Regions from separate parts of the Homo sapiens genome. Here region 2 is linked to region 1. The links are chromatin contacts, found by Hi-C or POLR2A ChIA-PET in ENCODE. All regions are on one chromosome and are shown on one strand. Each heading gives the region's core, a stretch centred on a gene start or an enhancer-like site at or near the end of the contact. The rest is flanking DNA. Distances are from core to core; before and after follow the strand shown. Region 1 overlaps SLCO3A1 (solute carrier organic anion transporter family member 3A1). Region 2 overlaps SLCO3A1 (solute carrier organic anion transporter family member 3A1).

What was found. Hi-C counts contacts between places; a loop is a spot of excess contacts on that map. ChIA-PET counts read pairs that join two places held with the same protein, here RNA polymerase II (POLR2A). Pooled maps may share reads with other maps.
Region 2: POLR2A ChIA-PET joins it to region 1 with 16 read pairs in activated CD4-positive, alpha-beta T cell. The contact joins two enhancer-like sites. A Hi-C loop is called at or near these places in 4 of 168 maps with a recorded cell type or tissue (dorsolateral prefrontal cortex, gastrocnemius medialis, left ventricle myocardium inferior and 1 more) and 6 of 50 pooled maps. POLR2A ChIA-PET finds 5 or more read pairs at or near these places in 1 of 52 experiments (activated CD4-positive, alpha-beta T cell).

What each region holds. Positions count from the first base shown.
Region 1 is chr15:91,870,896-91,875,593 of GRCh38, reverse strand. All of the region lies in intron 1 of SLCO3A1 (solute carrier organic anion transporter family member 3A1), which reads right to left. Among named protein-coding and RNA genes, the nearest start is that of SLCO3A1, 20 kb to the right of the region's middle. Within about 2 kb of position 2,938, at least 8 of the 41 ENCODE cell types and tissues checked have a DNase peak (open chromatin) inside an H3K27ac peak, as active enhancers do.
Region 2 is chr15:92,093,981-92,098,704 of GRCh38, reverse strand. SLCO3A1 (solute carrier organic anion transporter family member 3A1) reads right to left here. Exons shown (of 10, transcript NM_013272.4): 3 at 3,726-3,824. Among named protein-coding and RNA genes, the nearest start is that of SLCO3A1, 240 kb to the right of the region's middle. Within about 2 kb of position 2,789, at least 3 of the 41 ENCODE cell types and tissues checked have a DNase peak (open chromatin) inside an H3K27ac peak, as active enhancers do.

The DNA.
Region 1 (4,698 bases), core at 1,689-4,188:
CTTATCACACACAAGTGCTTCCCAGGCAGTAACTCCTTTCACGCTCAGGAGAGCCCTCTGTGGCAGGTACTTTAATCATCTCCAACTGACGGGGGAGGAACCAACCTAGGTTTACGTCACATGTGACGGGCAGAGCTGGGATTGGAATCCAGGCAGTCTCTTGCTCCAGAGTCCAGTTTTTACCCTGTGGAGAGAGTAAACTGGAAAGGCAGTGCCAACATCATGCCATGGAGCTGGGGGAGGAGACCATGATCCACAGTGGGAGGGGAGGGTCAGAGGAAAGGGAGGCAGGAGTGGCTTCATAACAGAAGTGCAACTAGGATCTCCTACAATGAGCTACAATGTGGGACAACACTGCCGCCCCTAAAGGACTAAATGAGATGACATGTGTCAGGTACACACAGCGGATGCTCAGTAAATGGTAGAGATCACTGGTAACCAAGTCAGAGCCTACTCAGAATTTCAGCAACTGACTCATCTATTAAAAGGGCACCAACACAGACTGTCTGCCAACTTCAAGGCGGCAAATGTCTGTTTCATGTGGAGTGGTGTGGATGTAACCACCCATCTCAACCTCATGGTCAGCCTTAGCACCATGAGCAGGGGTCAACCAGGTGTTTTAATACAATGTACTTGAAAGAATTCCTCACCAATTATCTCCTCTAATCAAGCAAAACTTAAATCTAGTCAAGCAAAAGCTAACTTCCATTGCACAGGAAATACAGAGAAAAGAGACAAGTTAAATGAAACCACGAGGAAATAATCAGATACATTCAGAATACGAAACATTACAGAAGATGTTCTGTGGAATGACAACTGACCCAACCCCTTCAAAAAGTTAACCTAGTGGGGAAAAAGTGGGGAAATTATTCCAGATGAAAGCTCTACAGCGATGATCGGAGCGGCATTATTCACAATAGCCAACATGTGGAAGCAACGGAAGTGTCCATCGACAGACGACTGGATAAGCAAAACGTGGTCTATACATACTATGGAAAATTCAGCCTAAAAAGGAAGGAAATTCTGACCCAGCCCCCAACTTGGATGACCTGTGAGGACATTATGCTGACTGAAACAAGCCCGTTGCAAAAGGACAAACACTGTATATGAGGCCCTAGGGTAGTCAGAATCATAGAGATAGGAAGTGAACAGTGGTGGCCAGGGCTGGGGGAAGGGGAGTGGGCAGTGATCTTTAATGGGTATGGAGTTTCCCTCTGGGAAGAAGAGTTCCAGAGGTAGATGGTGGTGATAGTTGCACAACGTTGTGAATATACTTAATGTAGGAGTCCCCGCTTATCCAGAGTTTCACTTCCAAGTTTTCAGTTACCTGAGGTCAACTACAGTCAGAAAATAGTGAGCAACAGTAAGATGTATTGAGAGAGACCACATTCACATAACTTTTATTACAGCATATTGTTATAATTATGTTGAATTATTATTGTTGTTAATCTTACTGTGCCTAATTTATAAATTAAACTTTATCATAGGTATATACATATAGGAAAAACCATATCATATATAGCATTTAGTACTATCCAAGGTTCCAGGCATCCATATCAGGGGTCTTGGAACATATCCCCCAAGAGCAAGGGGGACTACTACACCACTGAGTTCACTGTACACTTCAAAATGATTAAGATGGTAAATTTTATGTGTAATTTTCCACAATAAAGAAAAAAAACAAAGGAAATGACACAAAATCATAGAACAAATGAAATGTATGATCTTGAATTGGTTTGTGGCTGTTTATAAACAAATAAATAGTTCCAGAGAAAGCTAGGTATAGAGCTAGAAATGGCAATTGCGATAGAGATATTTTGGGAACATTTTGGAGAAATCTGATATGTAGGAAGTATTAATTGAAATTAGGGACTACTTAATTTTGTTAGGAGTGATAGTAGGGTTGCAGTTTTATAGGGAAATGACCATAGTTTATGAAGAGGTATACTGAAGTATTTAGGTGTGAAGTGTCATCATTTCTATAATTTACTTTAAAATGGTCCTGAAATAAAGTATGTATGTATGTATGTGTGTGTGTGTGTGTGTGTGTGTGTGTGTGTGTATGAATGTAGCTGTATATATGAAGCAAATGTGTCAAATCTTAACAACTAGTCAGTCCTAGGTGGTGAGTACATGGGTGTCCACTGTACTATAATTTCTACTTTTTTGTTTCGTCATAATAGAATTAAAAACAAAAGTGGGGCAAAATTGCCCCACAGATGTCCCAGGGTTGCTGTCAGTCTGAAATGACATAATCCCACAACACTGAAACTGGCTGAACACTCCACACATGTAAGATGGCATGGTACTCACTTTTGTTTTCGAGGAGAAAACTGACACCCACAGTAAATAGATGGCTCTCCCATCAGCATCTTTTGGCAAACATCAACATGTTACTCAGCGCTGTGGAATACTTTTTGAATAAGGTAAATGTAATTTTGCACTAAAATTTTGAAAAATGATCGCTTGTTGAACAAGTAAACACTAATTAGAGTGTCTGTTCACACTGACACAGAACACTCTGTAATTTTGTGGGAATTGTTATGGCAGAAATATTACATAATGGCCCATGTGTTTGAGTGGCTGGCTGTTCAAATCAGGAACGCAGGTGAGTGCTGAGCACGCAGGTAGCTGCATGCCAGGAGCAGGGGCCCTGTGACCAGCCCTGGAATGTATAACAGGTCTTTTTCAGAGCACTCTTGTCACTTACAGACGCCACCATGCCCTAAAGGGGAGGAAGGGAACAGAGAACAGATTCTCTGGCCCTGGTGAAGTTATTCTCTGGTCCCAGTAAAGTCATGTTCAATGTTCATTACCTTTTCCCTCAGTTTAAAAGAGAGAGTGAGAACAGTGTTCTCTCACAGGTGGTAACATGTTAAAATAATATCAACACACTCAAGACACTGAAGCATTCAGCTGCGAATTTTTTCAAGGCGTGGTGTGATCAAAGAGAAGGGAATTTAGAGCTGGAACCAAGAGACTCAAGATCAAACACTAGCTGTGCCAACTTGGGCTTGGGCACGTTCTTTCTTTCTTCTTTTTTCTTTTCTTTTTTTTTTTGAGACGGAGTCTCATTTTGTTGCCCTGGCTGGAGTGCGGTGGCATGGTCTCGGCTCACTGCAACCTATCCGCCTCCCGGGTTCAAGTGATTCTCCTACCTCAGCCCGCCGAGTAGCTGGGATTACAGGCAACTGCCACCATGCCCGGCTATTTTTTTGTATTTTTAGTAGAGAAGGGGTTTCACCACGTTGGCCAGGCTGGTCTCGAACTCCTGACCTCGTGATCTGCCCGCACTGGCTTCCCAAAGTGCTGGGATTACAGGCGTGAGCCACCGTGCCCATCCAGCACATTCTTTAACTTCTAGAAGTGAGCCCTATTTCCTTATACGGAAAAGAGAAATAATGACATCTACTGCATGGGATTTGTGTGAGAGTTCGATCAGACTGCTTGTGTCCTCCCGGGCACACACCACATCCTCGACGAAGGCAATTCCCCTTTCCACAGAGGATTTGACTCCCCACATCTTTTGTGACCAATCCCTTGAACTCATCATCCCATTTTGTAATTCTGAAAAGCAAAACAATGAAAAGAAATGAGCAACCAGAATTTGTATCAGCAAAACAAAACCATAAGCAACCTACCATACAGAAATAGGGAAATGGAATACAATGGAATATTACACAATCTTTTCAAATGTTGCTAGACATTTCCCAGTTAAAATGGTAGAATTAAACCTCTGTATAAAATCTCACTCTTCCTAAATTTGAATTAAAAAAAAATTAAACCTGAAATAAAACACTTATCAGCCAAAAAAAAAAAAAAAAAAAACCAAAAAAAAACAAAATGAGCACACCCCAGTGTCATAAAGTCAAAAGGTGCCTGGGAAATAAAATAAAGGAAAAAGAATCCAGTGTGGCAAGGCTCAGAGCCCTGAGTCAAACACCCTCAGGAAGACAAAACAGTGAATAAATAAACATTCTGAGAGTTTTCATCAATATCACCACATCTAGAAAAAAACACCTGAGTAGTTATCCCTATATTCTCTTCTTCTGACTAGGGAAGAGAGAAAACATCTGCTGGGGAGAAAAGGATGAGATGATGCATAAACCGTGGTGTTGATCATCTCTGCTGCAAGGAATGAAGACTCTGGGAGTCCAACGTGAAACCCAAGGCTGACCCGAGGCCACAGAATACTGCCAGAGGGTGTGCAGTGTGTGCCCCCCACACAGGAAGACCGAACCCACTTAAAAGGGCCTTCAAAAGATCCCACAAGTGAAAGCTGCCAAGACCACATCTAGCCAAGCCTACTCAGCACCCAGCATACGACCTGCTACAGCTCAACTGGCCCAAGACATTTCATAAGTCTTCAGGCTACAGAAAGCATGAACAGAAACAAAAAACCAGCCTTCAAACTTCAGCTTGGTAGCAAGAAGAAAAAAGATAGCCTTCAAATAAATAAATCAAAGAAAGATATAGCCTGATTTACTTCAGCAAGAATAAAATGAAAAACCACAAGGCATGGTTATCTTTAAACACAGACTCCTGGAAAGGCAAGAAAGCAACAGTAGGTGTCAAAGACAAAGAACTCAAAATAAAAGAAAACGTAACTCAGCCAGAGAAAGATACCCCCCAAAAGATCTTTGAGCCATAGAACTTAATAAGAATATGAGTTCAATACATCAAGAACCCAAAGACAAC
Region 2 (4,724 bases), core at 1,540-4,039, 220 kb before region 1:
TCACCTAACAGTAGGATCTACACTCCCATGAGAATGTGCTGAGGCTCCAATGAGGCAATCTATGTATAGCTTTAAGAAGTGACCAATTCATGGCTGCTGTTACTACTAATCTTTTTGTAATAAACCCACATAGTTAAGGTTGGCCAAGGCAGTGATTAGATATGTACTCTGCTACTAAGTCCGTTTTTTCAAGGTCCTGTTCTCACCTGGGTTTCAGTTAACAAAGAACCTAAAAAAGAAATTCTGGAGGCACCATCATTTCCTCCCCCAGCTCTCAGGGGAGGGATTTATTCTCCCTGAGCTGAGGAGCAAAGGGAACCACGTAGCGATCAAACATGGATGAAAGGCAGCAGCGGGAGCAGCCCATGTCCAAGTGGAGCCAGCTGGGACCTCCAGGCAAGGTGCCCCGTGGGGGCTGTCACCCCAGAACTGGCCCATGTCTACAACCAGCCCTCCTTGGCACCCCAGCTGCATCTACTCACAAGTTTCAACCAGGCTTCCTCACTGGATTCTCCTCTCAATGCTGGCACCAGGCTATGTGGTGGACGCCGCCTTCTCTCCTCCATCTACCCCATAACGAGGGCCCTCTGTGGACCTGCCTTGCTCCTTCCCCACAAATTTTAGGCTGCTGCTTTTCCTGGACCCCAATCTCAGTGGGGACTTCAGAAACATGTGTCCACGTGTGTGGCCCTTGCCTATTAATGCCTACAGTAATGTTCCCATACATTGGACAGCCCTACAGAAGAGCACTGTTTTAGGAAAGCAAGGAAAAGATAGGGGAGGCCCTAAAGCAATTAAGAATCCCCTCCTCAAATACAGCCCAAATCCACCTGCAGGCGGCAAGTTTCACAAGACTAGAAACAATAAAAACTGCTGGCAACTATAGAATTCTATGGCTGACTCCCTAAATAGGATAAATGATATTCTTCTGCCCTCTACCGGTAAAGAGCTGTGCCACACGGTGCCTCACGGTGCCTCCGGGAAGGACGCAAACAAAGACCGTGACTGACAATGCACCTTGCATTCTTTGGAAACAGAAAGGGAAGTCCGCTATCAACTTGGTGGGGAAGCCTGTCATCAGCGAGATGCCCACACGGGACTGAAAGGAGCCCACCTGCCTTACATCCATGCAGGCACCAAGTAGCCAATGAGCCTGGAACCATGGATCACACCGCTCCACCCTGGGCCTTAACGGGCAAACAGAGATGCCGAACACAGTAAGATGGGAACAGCATTCCAGGCTGAAGGAACAGTCTCAGCAAATGGAGGGAACTGGGAGTGGATGGGCTAAGCCCCCTCCAGCCATCTGTCTACCCGCTGGTCATTTCAGGCACTGAGAAAAGGTGCTGTTTCATTCTCCTAAGAGAGTTTGGTGAGTGAAATCTCCACAGGCAGGCTCAGGAGATCGGGGTTTTATAGAGATACATTCCTTGGATTGGGGACATCCCTTCCCCTCTCTGTGACTTGGTTTCCTCATTTGTAAAATGAAAGAGTTGGAAAGGAATGATGTCTGAGGCTCTTTCCAGCTCAGATATTCTGGTCATTCGCAGGCTTTTGGTTCAAGGCCACCACTGATAGCACTGAGGGCAAAATATGCTATCTGGCCACTTTGCTACCCTTCAAGGTGGCTTCCCCATTGCATCAGGAGTATGCCTCCTCTCTATCCCCTCTGCTGGCCCTGTCTTGTGCTGCCTTGGGTGCAGTGGTGGAAGCTGGCCTGTCTATACGAGCAAGATGGAAACTGACTCACTTCATGTGTCCTGTGTCTTCCCAGCCTACCTGTTACCACACTCCCTAGGAAACGGGTTCAAAGGGCCAGCCGACGGCTGCAAAACACCAGCACTCAATCACCTTCGGAACAGACTCAGCACTTTAAAAGTATAAATAAATAGGGCTGCCTCTGATTTTTTTTTTCCACTTGGAAATTTGTAACATCATTAGCTACAAGTAAATATATCAGTAGGATTAATGGAGTGAATCACAAAGCGACTTGGATTTAAAACCACATTATTTCTTTGGGGTGAATTAGTAAATTTAGCATTGTCAAGAGATGATGGATTGAGAACCTGGGGACTGAGAATTCTTACTGATCCTGAGGATAGATCGGCATGAGAAGCAGAGGCTGGAATGGCTTCTCACCCTCTGTTTTCAGAGAGAAAGGAAATATGGCTTTGCTGCATGCTAAACTACATGGAAATATAGTGTTCCTTTTCAGACACAAGGTAGAGATGTGACAGCACATGGTAGGCAATGACCCAGACGGTCCCCTAAAGTCCCTGCTGCCTGGTATTCTGGTCCTTGTGTAATAATCCCTTCTCTTTCCATAGTAAACCTGAACAAGTGACTAGCTTCTAACAAACGAAATACAGCAGAAGTAATGAGATGTCACTTCTGAGATTAGGTTATAAAAAGACTGTGACTCCTGCCTCAGGTGCTCTCTCTCACCTTCTCTTGGGTTGTTTGCTTCAGGGGTGTCACGGTGAGGTAGTCCCCTCCTGTGGGCCCATGGCAGTGAGCTTGGAAGTGGATCCTCCCCAAGCTGAGCCTTGGGATGATCCAAGACCAGGTTGCCACCTTGCAACACCTTGACTGCAGCCTCATAAGAGACCCTGAGCTAGAACTGCCCAGTGAAGCTGCTCCTGTATTCCAGACCCACAGAAAAAAATACGAAAAACAGTATGATAAGAAATGTCTGCTGTTTTAGGTCATTAGGTTTGGGGTTATTTCTTATGCAGCAACAGGAAACCAATACACCACGTGACTTGCTTTGGTTAATGAAATATGAGGGGAAACACTGTATGTCATTTCTGAGTAGAGGTTTCAAGGGCCAGAGTAAAACTGGTTTCCTGTCTTGGTAACTGTGCAAGCTGGGGTCAGGATGGAACTTCTGTGGGCCTGGGCCTGGGGGGCTGAGAATGCTTATCGATCCTGAGAGTAGATCTACAGGTCACCACGATGAGCCAAGTCTCCCTGACCCTGACACTGCTGACCTACACTGCATATGTAGTGTGACCAAGAAATAAACCTTAGTTGTATAAAATCACTGAGGTTTTGGGACTGTCTGTCACCACAGAATAGTCTAGCCCATCGATCTAGCATCCCATTCAATCCCACAATCATGGATTGGGGAACTCAGGGTATTCTGAGAAATGCACTTGCACTTCCTGCTAAGAACACAGGTTCTGCTTAAAATGGTTTTGAATGTGGATATTTCCTCACAAAGGCCACCACAACAGTGTCTTCTAAAAGGATGTTCCAATATTCTGTCTCATTGACCCCGTTTGTACACTTGCACCTCCAGAACACATGCTCCAACTTTTAGTTTGGAAAGTAGGATCCTCATATAGGTTAATGGGCCCCCACTCAATGAGGATATGCCAAGCATTTCTACACAGACACTCTCATTAAATTCTTATCTGCCAGGCCGATGTAATTATTGTTACCCTTTATTTACAGATAAGGAAAATACAGATTTGAGGAGTAAAATCAGCTATTGGGGGTTATTCAGCCTCTAGGTAGATGTTGGCAGAACCCAGACTTGAGTCAGGCCCTCTGAACCAACACTCACGTTCTTTCATCTAATCTCGGGTGAGCCCCAGCTACAGAGGCAGGGGCATCAAGACTGTCTCTTAGCAAGAAGGTTTTAGAACCCACAGGCTGAAGCCGCATTTATGAGGGAGGAAACGCTTGCGGATGGAAGGTAGACATGGAGATATATTCCTTACTTGTGTCAATGAAGACCGCATCCACGTAGATTTTGGTACAGAAAGAGCCCAGGATAAACCCGCAGGCTGGTCCAAATACCAGCATCGTGAACAGGATTCCTGAAGGAAGATGAAGAAAAAAATAGATTACAAAACAGAAGCTATTCGATGAGCAAAATCACCAAAGGTCAAGGAGATTATTTTACATTGATGAGATGAGATGACATTAGGAATTCATCTAAAAATCCTAGAGGGGAAAGGCTGAATTTCTAATTTTTGGAAACTCTATGAAAGCACTGTATATTATGCTACAATTCTATAGTATTTCAGGTAGGTTGCTTTGAAATTTGTGTCCCTTACTTTTAGAGGACTTCACCCCACATCAAACATATTAAAATACATCCGCATCTATCATTAAATATTTTTTCTGCCATCCACACTTTTGAAAAGGCTTTTATAATTTTGCTTTTACATTTACTTACTTTTATGTAACTTATTTAATTTATGGTTGGCTAAGATCCCTTGACACCCACTGTGCAAACTCAAGAATTTTTTGTGAAGTGAGGATAATCTATGCCACAAATTATTTTCAAATATAATAAAACGTTCAAGACTCCGAAATTCAGCAAATAACAAAGTTCACACGATGGTAAATATCTAACATTTAATTACACATTTATTAATTTCAATTCTTCAATTTCTGTCCACGTTTTGAAGTCATTATCTGTTTCCACTGTTGTTGTGGCTGCTTGTAACAGCTGTTCAGGAATTAAGTGATTCTGTAGCACTTGAGAAAATGGCAGGCTCTGGGCAGTGCTTAAGTATCTGATCGATACAATACCTGGTATTTTACACAGAAATTTTAGGACATTCTGGGAAAAGTACTGATCCCAAATTCAAACCCACAGGCTGTATCTATTTAAATTTCAATTTGGTAGACATTTCTTGAGCACTGACAGTTCTCCAGGCCCTGGAGGCAAAAATAAGAGTCCAGAAAGTGGCCCTTCCCTTTAGAAGCTG